Linked DNA regions of Homo sapiens: region 1 is linked to region 2. Evidence: read pairs that join two places in POLR2A ChIA-PET (ENCODE). Cell type or tissue: OCI-LY7. All regions are shown on one strand.

What was found. Peaks named below come from ENCODE experiments on the same cell type or tissue, not always from the same donor. Only the 100,000 strongest peaks of a DNase experiment are listed, where the experiment ranks them.
Region 1: POLR2A ChIA-PET joins it to region 2 with 5 read pairs; 10 of 35 experiments call an interaction of 5 or more read pairs at or near these places.

What each region holds. Positions count from the first base shown.
Region 1 is chr3:88,029,185-88,034,184 of GRCh38, reverse strand. No RefSeq gene overlaps it. Among named protein-coding and RNA genes, the nearest start is that of CGGBP1, 27 kb to the left of the region's middle. In OCI-LY7, no CTCF peak of the experiment used is centred here; a DNase peak (open chromatin) is centred at 2,204; H3K4me3 peaks cover 1,934 bases.
Region 2 is chr3:88,154,244-88,159,243 of GRCh38, reverse strand. It overlaps C3orf38 (chromosome 3 open reading frame 38), which reads right to left. Exons shown (of 3, transcript NM_173824.4): 3 at 1,279-3,223. The coding sequence ends at 2,609. Among named protein-coding and RNA genes, the nearest start is that of C3orf38, 6.8 kb to the right of the region's middle. In OCI-LY7, no CTCF peak of the experiment used is centred here; no DNase peak of the experiment used is centred here.

The sequences.
Region 1 (5,000 bases), 130 kb after region 2:
CTCAATGACTACTTTGACAAATAGATTATGGCAGAAATGATGCTATGCCAGTGTCTGGGAACAGGGTTTAAGAAACTCACAGCTTTTACTAACTGTTACTTACAAAACTCTTTCTGGGAGCTGTAGCTTGTCATATAAGAAATATTATCTTGCAACTGCCGTGATGGTAAGGTCACATGTTGGTGCTCTGTTTAGTAGTTTCAACTGAAGTCAGCCTTTTAGACTTTTTAACAAAGGTGCCAGTGATTATCTCAATCAATCCCACACGGAGCAGAAGAGTCTCTCAGCTCAGATCTGTTCAACTTCTTTACCCACAAAATTGTGAGATATAATGTAATGAAAATTGTTGTTTGACACTGCTAAATCTTGGGGTAATTTGTTATGTAGCAATAGATTACTAGAATAAAATGATAAAATGCAATAGATAACCAGAAAGTAGACCCTTTTTTCCCTGAAGTTTTATTTGGTTTGTGGTATACTGTAAAGACAGTTTGTAAAATCAGACCTTCTAATCTTGGGTCTTTTTTGATGACTTCTTGAATGTTAAATATAGACAGAATTGCCTATACTCTTTTTTGCTCCTTCTCCTTTCTATTTCTGGGTGGGTGGGTTGGTATAGAATTCCTTTAGGTCTGTTTGAATGGTAATCCAAGCCCTATTAGGTAAGATCCAACAGCCTCTTATTTATTTTTTAAAACTTATTTATTTATTATTCATTTGATTTTTCTTTTCTTTTCTTTTTTTTTTTTTTGTAGAGATGAGGTCTGATATGGTTTGGCTCTGTGTCCCCACCCAATCTCATCTCTAATTGTAATCCCCACATCTCTAGGAAAGGACCTGTAATACCCATGTGTGGAGGGAAAAGGTGATTGGATCACGGGGGTGGTTTCCTTATGCTGTTCTCATGACAGTGAGTGAGTTCTTACGAGATCTGTTGGTTTTATAAGTGTTTGGAAGTTCTTCCTCCACTTCTCTGTCTCCTGCTGCCTTGTGAAGAAGATGCCTGCTTCCCCTTCTGCATGATTGTAAGTTTCCTGAGGCCTTCCCAGCCAAGTGGAACTGTGAGACAATAAAACCTCTTTCCTTTATAAATTAGCCAGTCTCAGGGAAGTTCTTTTTAGCAGTGTGAAAATGAACTAATACTAGGTCTTACTATGTTGCCCAGGCTGCTCTTGAATTCCTGGCTTTGAGTGAGCCTCCCGCCTCCGTCTCCCAAAATGCTGATATTAGGAATGTGAGCCATCTTGCCCAGCCAAACTCCTATTCTAAACAGGCCATTTCCCCCCATATATTTCTGCTTCCATGGTTGATAACATGTTGGAATTGGGAGAAATTCTATATCTATTTTTTAATCAGTTGAATTGGGATAGAAGAGCTAAGACTTTTAAAATGTAATTAAATTTTTCTACTTAAACTAATCCTGTTTCGCCTCAGGCAAACTACTAGCTTTACTATTTTATTTTTTTTAATAAAATGAGGATAGTAATTTCTACTTTGTTGTGCGGTTGGTAGCAAGTGTATACATGAAAAGAAAGTGCTATAAAACAACTTGGCAATAAATATGACATATAGAATGAAAAAATTTGGTCATTAGAATAAACTTCTTCCAAGTTCAAGTCCCATTCTGCTTCTCTTTCTGTTCATTTCAGCTATTACTGAATGCCTGAAGCATTTCAGGCTGTAATCTAGATACTGGACATACAAAGATGGATAAGTCACAGCTCTGGCCTTGAGGAGCTCACAGATCAAAGAGGGATTTGGAAATTGAATCATATATGTAAAATCATATAGCTCAACAACTGAGGCATTGGAAGGGCTCATTTATACATCACGGCTGCCCTAAGAACAAAACACAAAATCTAGGGAAGTTATTAAGATGTAGAACTCAACAGGAGAGATTCCCCAAAAGCACCGAGTGTGACAGGAGCCAAATCATGTTCTGAAAATCACAGTGAGAGGAGATACTGAGAACAAGAAAATTATTGTCAAATAAACCCTGGGCAAAAAAACCCCAGGTGAATTAAACATGCAGAATTAGCAAAAGCTTCTGATCGGCACAGATCAGAAAAAGGTTTGGTAAAAGGTTGTAAAAGTTTGGTATAGGATGCTAGTCCTTTGTTAAATAGGTTTAAAGGGAGCTAAATTGAACAGCTGATGCCAGTAAGGCTGCAGTGCCCGTTAAGGCAACACTGCCAAACTAGACCCTTTCACTCTGAGAAACTGAAAGTGAAACTAATTGCAATAAAATCTCAATAGCCTATGAAATAACATGAATGCATGCATATGCATGTTTACATCTGATCTACAACTGTTCTAAAAGTCACCTAGTCTCATGTTCAAGGACATATAAAACCTCCCCACCCATACTCAGCCAGAGGCCTTTTATAGACAAAACTCACACTCAGCCCCATCTGCACTACCTTCCAGGCCCTATCTCCTGTCTCCTGAACTTTCCCATTACTATTCCAGACAGAAGAGTTCAATGAAGGCTATTTAAATAAAAATGGTATGCTATAATTGTATATGTGGGCTCTTCATTCCTTCAAAAGTATTACTTGAGTACCAGCTATATTCCCAGTATACCAAATCATGTAAATTATAGTTTCAACACAAATGATTTATTTAGCAAATGGTTTTTATGGACTATCATAAGACCTCTGACAGCCTTGATAACTTGAGGTTCTGAAGCCAAGATTTCTTTGGGACAATTATTTTTGCATAAAGGAGAGTTCTATTCTCTCTGGATTCCAAAATTGATCACCAAATTTAAGTATGTCTGTTTCTGTACAAAACTATGTTTGGCTTAAGACAAAGCTATCACCAGTTTCAATACAATGGAAAATGCATGAATAGATAATTTGGTTGTTATGTTCTGTAAGTATCTAAAACAGAGATAAACAATATCTCCATTAAGGATAGTCAGTTGTTGGAGCATAAGTAAATAAGCATTTAGATACTAATCTAAAAATGCCTTAAGGTACAGCTACTTTAAAGATCATTAAAATATTTTAAAGTAAAAAAGAGAATTAAAACATTAAAATGTGATAAAAGCTAAGACTTTAGGATTAGATAATATAATAAGTTATTTTTAGAATAGTTTAATGTTTGGCTAACTACATTTTTCCATGATTCCTAGCTTTCCTATTTAAATATAAAATTAAAAAAAATTTTTATAATTATAAAATTGATTATGATGCAATAAAATTTTTTATTTTGCTGAATACCTGTTTTTAGAATTTTATTTTGCTGTTTACTAGAAAAACATTTCTTATTGGATTATGAGAATTTCAAAATCTAGAACTATTGGCCTAATACACTTGACACATAAGAATAAATACATTTTGTTTAGATAACTTTAAGTACAAGACGCTTTCTGTATTTTCTATTTACAAATTATACTAGAGACTTTTTTCATTGCATGTTATTATTTTAATTGACTCATTTGGAATGATAATAATCTAAAGGTTTAAATTGGATTAACATTTATTCAATTTAAATTGATAATATTGGATTATCAAATAGGAGATTCAGAATGTTATGGCTAAAGTTTGCTCAGAGATAAAGCAAAATGAAACCCAAGGGGAAACCTGATTCAGAAAGCAAATCCCAAAATCTTTCCAAGAGAGATGTCCATTAACTGGGCTCTATGAAAGAGTGTGATCTTTTTATTATGTGAAATACAATTTCCATTTCACGTGATTAATAGTAAATAGTAACATAACACTATTTTTTTAACCTCTGGCAAAAGTAGTTTTTAGTTTCACTTTTGGATCATGTTGTGCTGTGATTATTTGTACAGCCCTCTCGTTCGATTTTTGTCTCATTTAACTTTATTATATTTCCTCTTCAGATTCTATTCCCTTTCATATCTAGTCCCTTCTCCCCAGGATATATTCTAGGAGATTTTTTGTATCTTTAAAAAACTCATAATATTTCTTTTGTATTCACTTGTTTTTAATTTACACAAATGATATTCCACTAGGGTTTTCTTGTTTGTTTTGTTTGTTTGTTTTTACTTAACAGCATGTTTTCAAGATCTACCCATTGGCTTTGATTACGTCTAATTCATTATTTTTGACTACTTCATAACATTCTGCAACATGCATCATCACATTTAACCTATCTACTGTCTAGGTGATGAACAACTAAGATGTCTTCAAGTCCTCACTTTCATAAGTAATAATGTGAGAAACTTGTATCTGTTCCTTTATGGGCCTGTATAAGATTGTCTCTGGGCATTTTACCTAGAAGAGGTTCTAAGTCATCAATATTTATATGTCCATCTTATATGTCTTCCCAAAGAACCCAGCTTTTGTTTTGTTGATTTTCAAAAATTTTTTATTTTGTTTTGTTGCTGTTCTCTATTTTGTGATGTCTCTATCTTTTTTATTTCTGTCCTTTCTAGCTTCTTGAACCCTTAGCTCATTTATTTTTAATTGTTCCAGTTCTCTGATGTATTCAAAACTATACTGTTTCCATTAAGCATTACTTGAGTAATGTTCCATAGATTTGATGTATAATACCAAGTATACCATAAGTTCCCCTCCACTTTTTTTTTTGTTACCCAAAGGGTCACTTAGTAGTATGCTATTTAAAATCTCCAAACATATGGGATTATTAAAGGCATTCTTTTATGTTTAGTTCTATAGATGAGCTGGCTTAATATGTTGGAATGAGCTAAAAATGAACTGCTGCTCTACTATAGACCTACTCAGGTGTGGCCCTGAAAAACAATGATGAAGGAAAATCCTCCAGGGCTGGGGTTCAAGCAGCACACTAGGTCGGCACCTTTGTGGATAGAAAAGTGTTCTGAAAGAAGACTATACATAATATTTTGGAAAGTGCCATGTAGGTTGTCTGGTGGGTCAGGAGCTCAGAATAAGATTGGAAGATCAGCTTCAAAAAAGACTGGGGAAGAATCTTGTAGATACATCTTTGGGATGAGCATAAAATAAAGCGAAGGATTCAAACAATCAAGTGTGCAGAATAACTCATCTAAG
Region 2 (5,000 bases):
AGTACGTTATTTCACATTCTAGATTCTAACAAAGTATCCTAACATAACTATTACAATTTTTAAAAAATTTTAACAAAAAAGGATATTTACTATGTATGCCCTGTTATTAGGCTATGGCAAATTAGCCTACAGAAAGTAAAGGTCCAGATGGTCTCCCCAGTTTGACCACCCAATTATGATGAATTATCTGTAATGTATTCTTCTTTACAACTGACTCCAGACTTTCCAAATACCGGTTGGGTATATCAAAACAGAGAACTACAGCTGGTTTCTTTCTCCACCATTCCCTGGCATAAAAAGACTAATGGGGTTCAATCCTGCACAAGTAGAGTTCAATCCTGGCACTGTGCTTTTTGGCTGTTCTCACAAAAGGCTGATCAAGCTTCAAGCTTCACTAACAGACTTCAGTTCCTCTAGGTCTTTCTCCTCCAAATACTGTTTCTTCATACACTTCCCCTGTAATGTTTTCCAGGTAGCCTCAGGAATCTCAGGGTCTCTTACTGATCCTGGGCTTTTAAAGTCAGTATCTTTCTCCTCACAAATCTGAGTTATTTTGGGGGCCTAAAAGTTTCTGCGTATTCAAGTATGAAATTCAAAGAAACTATGTGACTGAAAAAGTAACACTGATGAGAAGAACCAAAGATAAACTCTAGAAGCGGAAAAGCCTTTTGTACACAGTATATAAGTTGTTTTTGCTCATTCGTTAATGCATTCACTCCAATATTAGGCTGTAGTGTGCCCATATCTAGGGATTCATGAAATAAACATGAAATAAAATAGCATTAATCCTCAAGAATCTCAAGACTATCAAAAAGATTTTACATTTTTAAGGTTGATTCAAAACTATGTGCAGAAATTGCAGCCTTATTTGTGCTTTACACGAACTCAAAAGTTTAATACTAAAGGTACCTAGAGGAAATCCCTGCCCTTTTTGAGTATCTCTAGTAACAAGAATGGTTTTTAATTTTATCCTTTACTTAGGATGTTTACCTATTACACTTTATAATGATATTTCAAACTTCAAACTAAGAAATAAAAGGTAACCCAGTTTTCAAAACTCAAGCAGAGGTATAGGATGGATAAAGATGGACTTGTGACCTGATTGTGTACCTTTATAAAAATATGAGAGGAAATTATTTTGCACACTATTTTCTTTATACTTAATTATATTACAATAACAGTGTAACTAGCAGTTATAAAATTTTCTTTGTTCTCGTTAAATGCCTAAAACTCTAAGAGCAACACAACTATAAATTAAATCTGAACGATACACTATTCTTATAGCAGACAAAAGGGATTTCCCTCCTTTATTAAGTTCTTATTTTAGGACATACCAATTCGTATTCCTCGTAAGAGGCATAGCATTAAAAAAACAAAGATGAGTTTCCAGGCTCCCATTTCCAAAATTCTTATCAGTCTCCCTAGATGATTATAGCAAAGGAAAAAGTAACATGTACAATACGTCATCACATTTCCCAATTGAGTTCTTTTCCAAATGGTAATTTTATAAATTAAAGTAACTAAGTAAATCCATGATCAGCAAACAGTTGCTAGGTGATGAAGAATTTAAACAAAGCATGTAAATAATTTGGCAACTCAACCATGTAACTCAAACCTAGTAACAGGTAAAAAACTAAATATTCTAAGTTATAATGTGGGAGTATATGTATACTTATGTATATGTGTATACACACATTATACATGCATGGGTTGTTTTGGGGTTTTTTTTGTCATCTCTGCCAAGATCAGCCAAGAGGAAGAACGGTAATTCGTTTAAAAGTTAGGAACTGGGCATACCTTTAAAATTTCAACAGCATATTTCCTTTATATTGTATTACAGTAACTGCTCTATAAAACTGTTGTCTGAAGCCTAGGTAAGAATAAAGTCTATTTCGAGAACAGCATTTATCACTGCCCAAAAACAGTAAGGAAAATGTTGCAGATTACAAAAGATATTTAGCTTGGACTACAGCTGATAACTTTGAAAAATGTTTCTCAAATCTTTAAAGAGGTAGTAAGTTTTTCTTCAACTGTTAAATTATTGGACTTTTTTGCAAAAAGAATGTTATTTAAATTTTCTAAAATGAGAACTTTGAGTTTACGTTAAACATCTCTAAAATATTTAATAGTTTTAAAAATATACTACAGTGAGATGCATTTGTAAAATACAATTATCCAGAGTTAGACAAAAGTAAACATGAAACTTAAAGAGGGGAAGCCTGGACCATTATTAATCCTTTCCCACATGAAAAGTGCAGATATTAGCAGAATATTCACTAAGTAAAAGGAAAATATTACCTGGTTTCTAAGGCACACAGTTAGCTGTAAGATCTAAAGTGGGATTTATTTGCATTAAGCTTTCAGAATACTTGCTGCAACTCGGGTAGAAATAGGTAAGTATTCACATGATATGTAAGTCTGTAGTCCAGAAAGGTATTTCAACTAAAATATGTCAATTTTCACATCTGAAATCATTCAGACATTACTGATATAGTATTTGGAAGAGTTTCTGTATAGAAGATTTTTTTCAGGCTGACAGTACTTAGCGCTTTAGAGGGTCAGGTAAACCCAGTTCTCTTTTGTTCAGCAATGTCTCATTTCCACTACCTCAAACTTGGTCCCCAGTTCCACTATCCGAAGCCTGCTTTACATTATGTCGTACTTCATTGGTACCACATACAGTGATTACATTATAAAAGGCCTCTAGATCACTTTGTTCAAATTTAACAGATGGTTTCGGTAATGTTCCAGGAGCAAGGGAACTCTCTCCCATAATTTTCAGGTTGATAAATTTGATTTTCCAAGTATTCTCCACAAAAGGGCAGCGGATGAGTCCAAAAATTTGTTCAAAAATGCCCAAACAAGTGTTTCCTCGATGGACAGTCCCAGCAACTCCAACCATAACCAGCCCATGAGGAGAAGATGCACATTTCAGTCCATGTGAATCTAGGTTGGGGCTGAGAAAAAGAAATTCTTCTTTTACTAGTGACAGCAAACGAAGGCTCACGATTTCTGCTCCATGGTAGTCCATAACATTTTGTTCTGATGTGTTGTAATAAAACCTAAGCTTCACATCATGCCAGAAGTGCTGTGGTCCCCATTCATCTTGAGGTGGTCCTAGAAAAGGATTCTGAGAATTAAGAAGTCCAAAGAACCAATGACAGAATTCTTCTCCTAGGCGACGAAAATCAACTTTTTCAGCTTTTTTATCTTCTTTCACCTGCTGATTGAAACAAATAAAATAAATACAAAATAACACTAAGGTTTAACTTTCATATCTATTTTTCTATCTAGCCTATTAAGTTTGAATGAACCCATTACACCAGAGAGAAATGAACCATATGTGAACTTGCTGAACCCATTATGCATAGTAAAAATCTTTTTTCAAGAGGAGAAAAATCATTTTAGAAATTTCCAGCTTAAATTGCTGAAAATTCAGCTAAGAGAGTAAGGTTTAGTAAGGCCAATTTAAAAATCAGTATGAACTTGGCGGGCGTGGTGGCTCACGCCTGTAATCCCAGCACTTTGGGAGGAGGAGGCAGGCGGATGGTGAGGTCAGGAGTTTGAGACCAGCCTGGCCAATATAGTGAAACCCCGTCTCTACTAAAAATACAAAAATTAGCCGGGCATGGTGGCGTGTACCTGTATTCCCAGCTACTCAGGAGGCTGAGGCAGGAGAATCACTTGAACTTGGGAGGTGGAGGTTGCAGTGAGCCAAGATAGCATCACTGCACTCCAGCCCGCGCAACAGAGCGAGACTCCGTGTGAAAAAAAAAAAAAAATCAGTATGAACAGTCATATATAAAAATATATAAATTATATGATGATTTATGTAAGTGTTTCCTCAGATTGTGGCAGTGTTTTCACAGGTATATATGTATATCACAGGTATATATGTGAAAACCTTCAAAACGTTCACTTTAAATGGATGCATTTTGCATATAAATGACATAAAGTTAATATAAGCAAGCATTTTCATTGTCTTTAAATAGATACTCTTACGGTGATTGAAACAGGTTATTTTCTATAACTGGGATTAATTTTATTCTATTATTTCTCTTTTTTCACAGAAAATGTTACTGTAAGCTGGGCGTGGTGGTTCATGCCTGTAATCCCGGCACTTTGGGAGGCTGAGGCAGGCAGATCACTTGAGGTTAGGAGTTCAAGACCAGTCTTGACAACATGGTGAAACCCCGTCTCTACTAAAAACACAAAAATTAGCTGAGTGTAGTGGCGCATGCCTGTAATTCCAGCTACTTGGGAGGCTGAGGCAGGAGAAGTGCTTGAACCCAGAGGGTGGAGGCTGCAGTGAGCTGAGATCATGCCAACTGTACTCCAGCCTGGGTGACAGGGCAGACTTTGTCTCAAAAAAAAAAAAAAAAAGTTACTGTAAAAATCTACCTGATACACTAGATCTCATTCATCCATGTGTTCCACAACACAGTACTTTACTGAGATGTATGAGATCTTAGGTTTACTGAGCACCTGCTATTTAATACACTGGGCACTGTGCGTGGCACTGGTTATTTGCCTAATTTAACACACCTAGTATATTGCAGACCCTAATTTGAAGTCGTATTTGTATGATTTCAAAGTCAATGCTCTTATCAGTACATAAAGTAAGAAAGCTCTTAAAGATTCTTTCCTAGTGTGAAGGCAAAGCTTTCTCACTGTGAAACCTCATTAATTCAAAAAATGTGGTATGTAGTTTAAAAATCTGCAAATTACATAGAGGTTAATTCAAGCAACACTTAAATATTTGTGCAGTATCTAAAATGTACAGTGGAGATAATATAAAGAACAGAAACAGCCAATGTCCGCTGGAGAATATTTCTACAATAGGACTTTTTCTAGTTAAAAAAAAAAAAGTATAAAAAATATTTAGGTTCCAATGTGGGGGCGGGGGCATCAAGAAAAATAGCTAACGCATGCTGGGCTTCATACCTAGGTGATAGGTTGATAGGCGCAGCAAACCACCATGGCACATGTTTACCTATCTA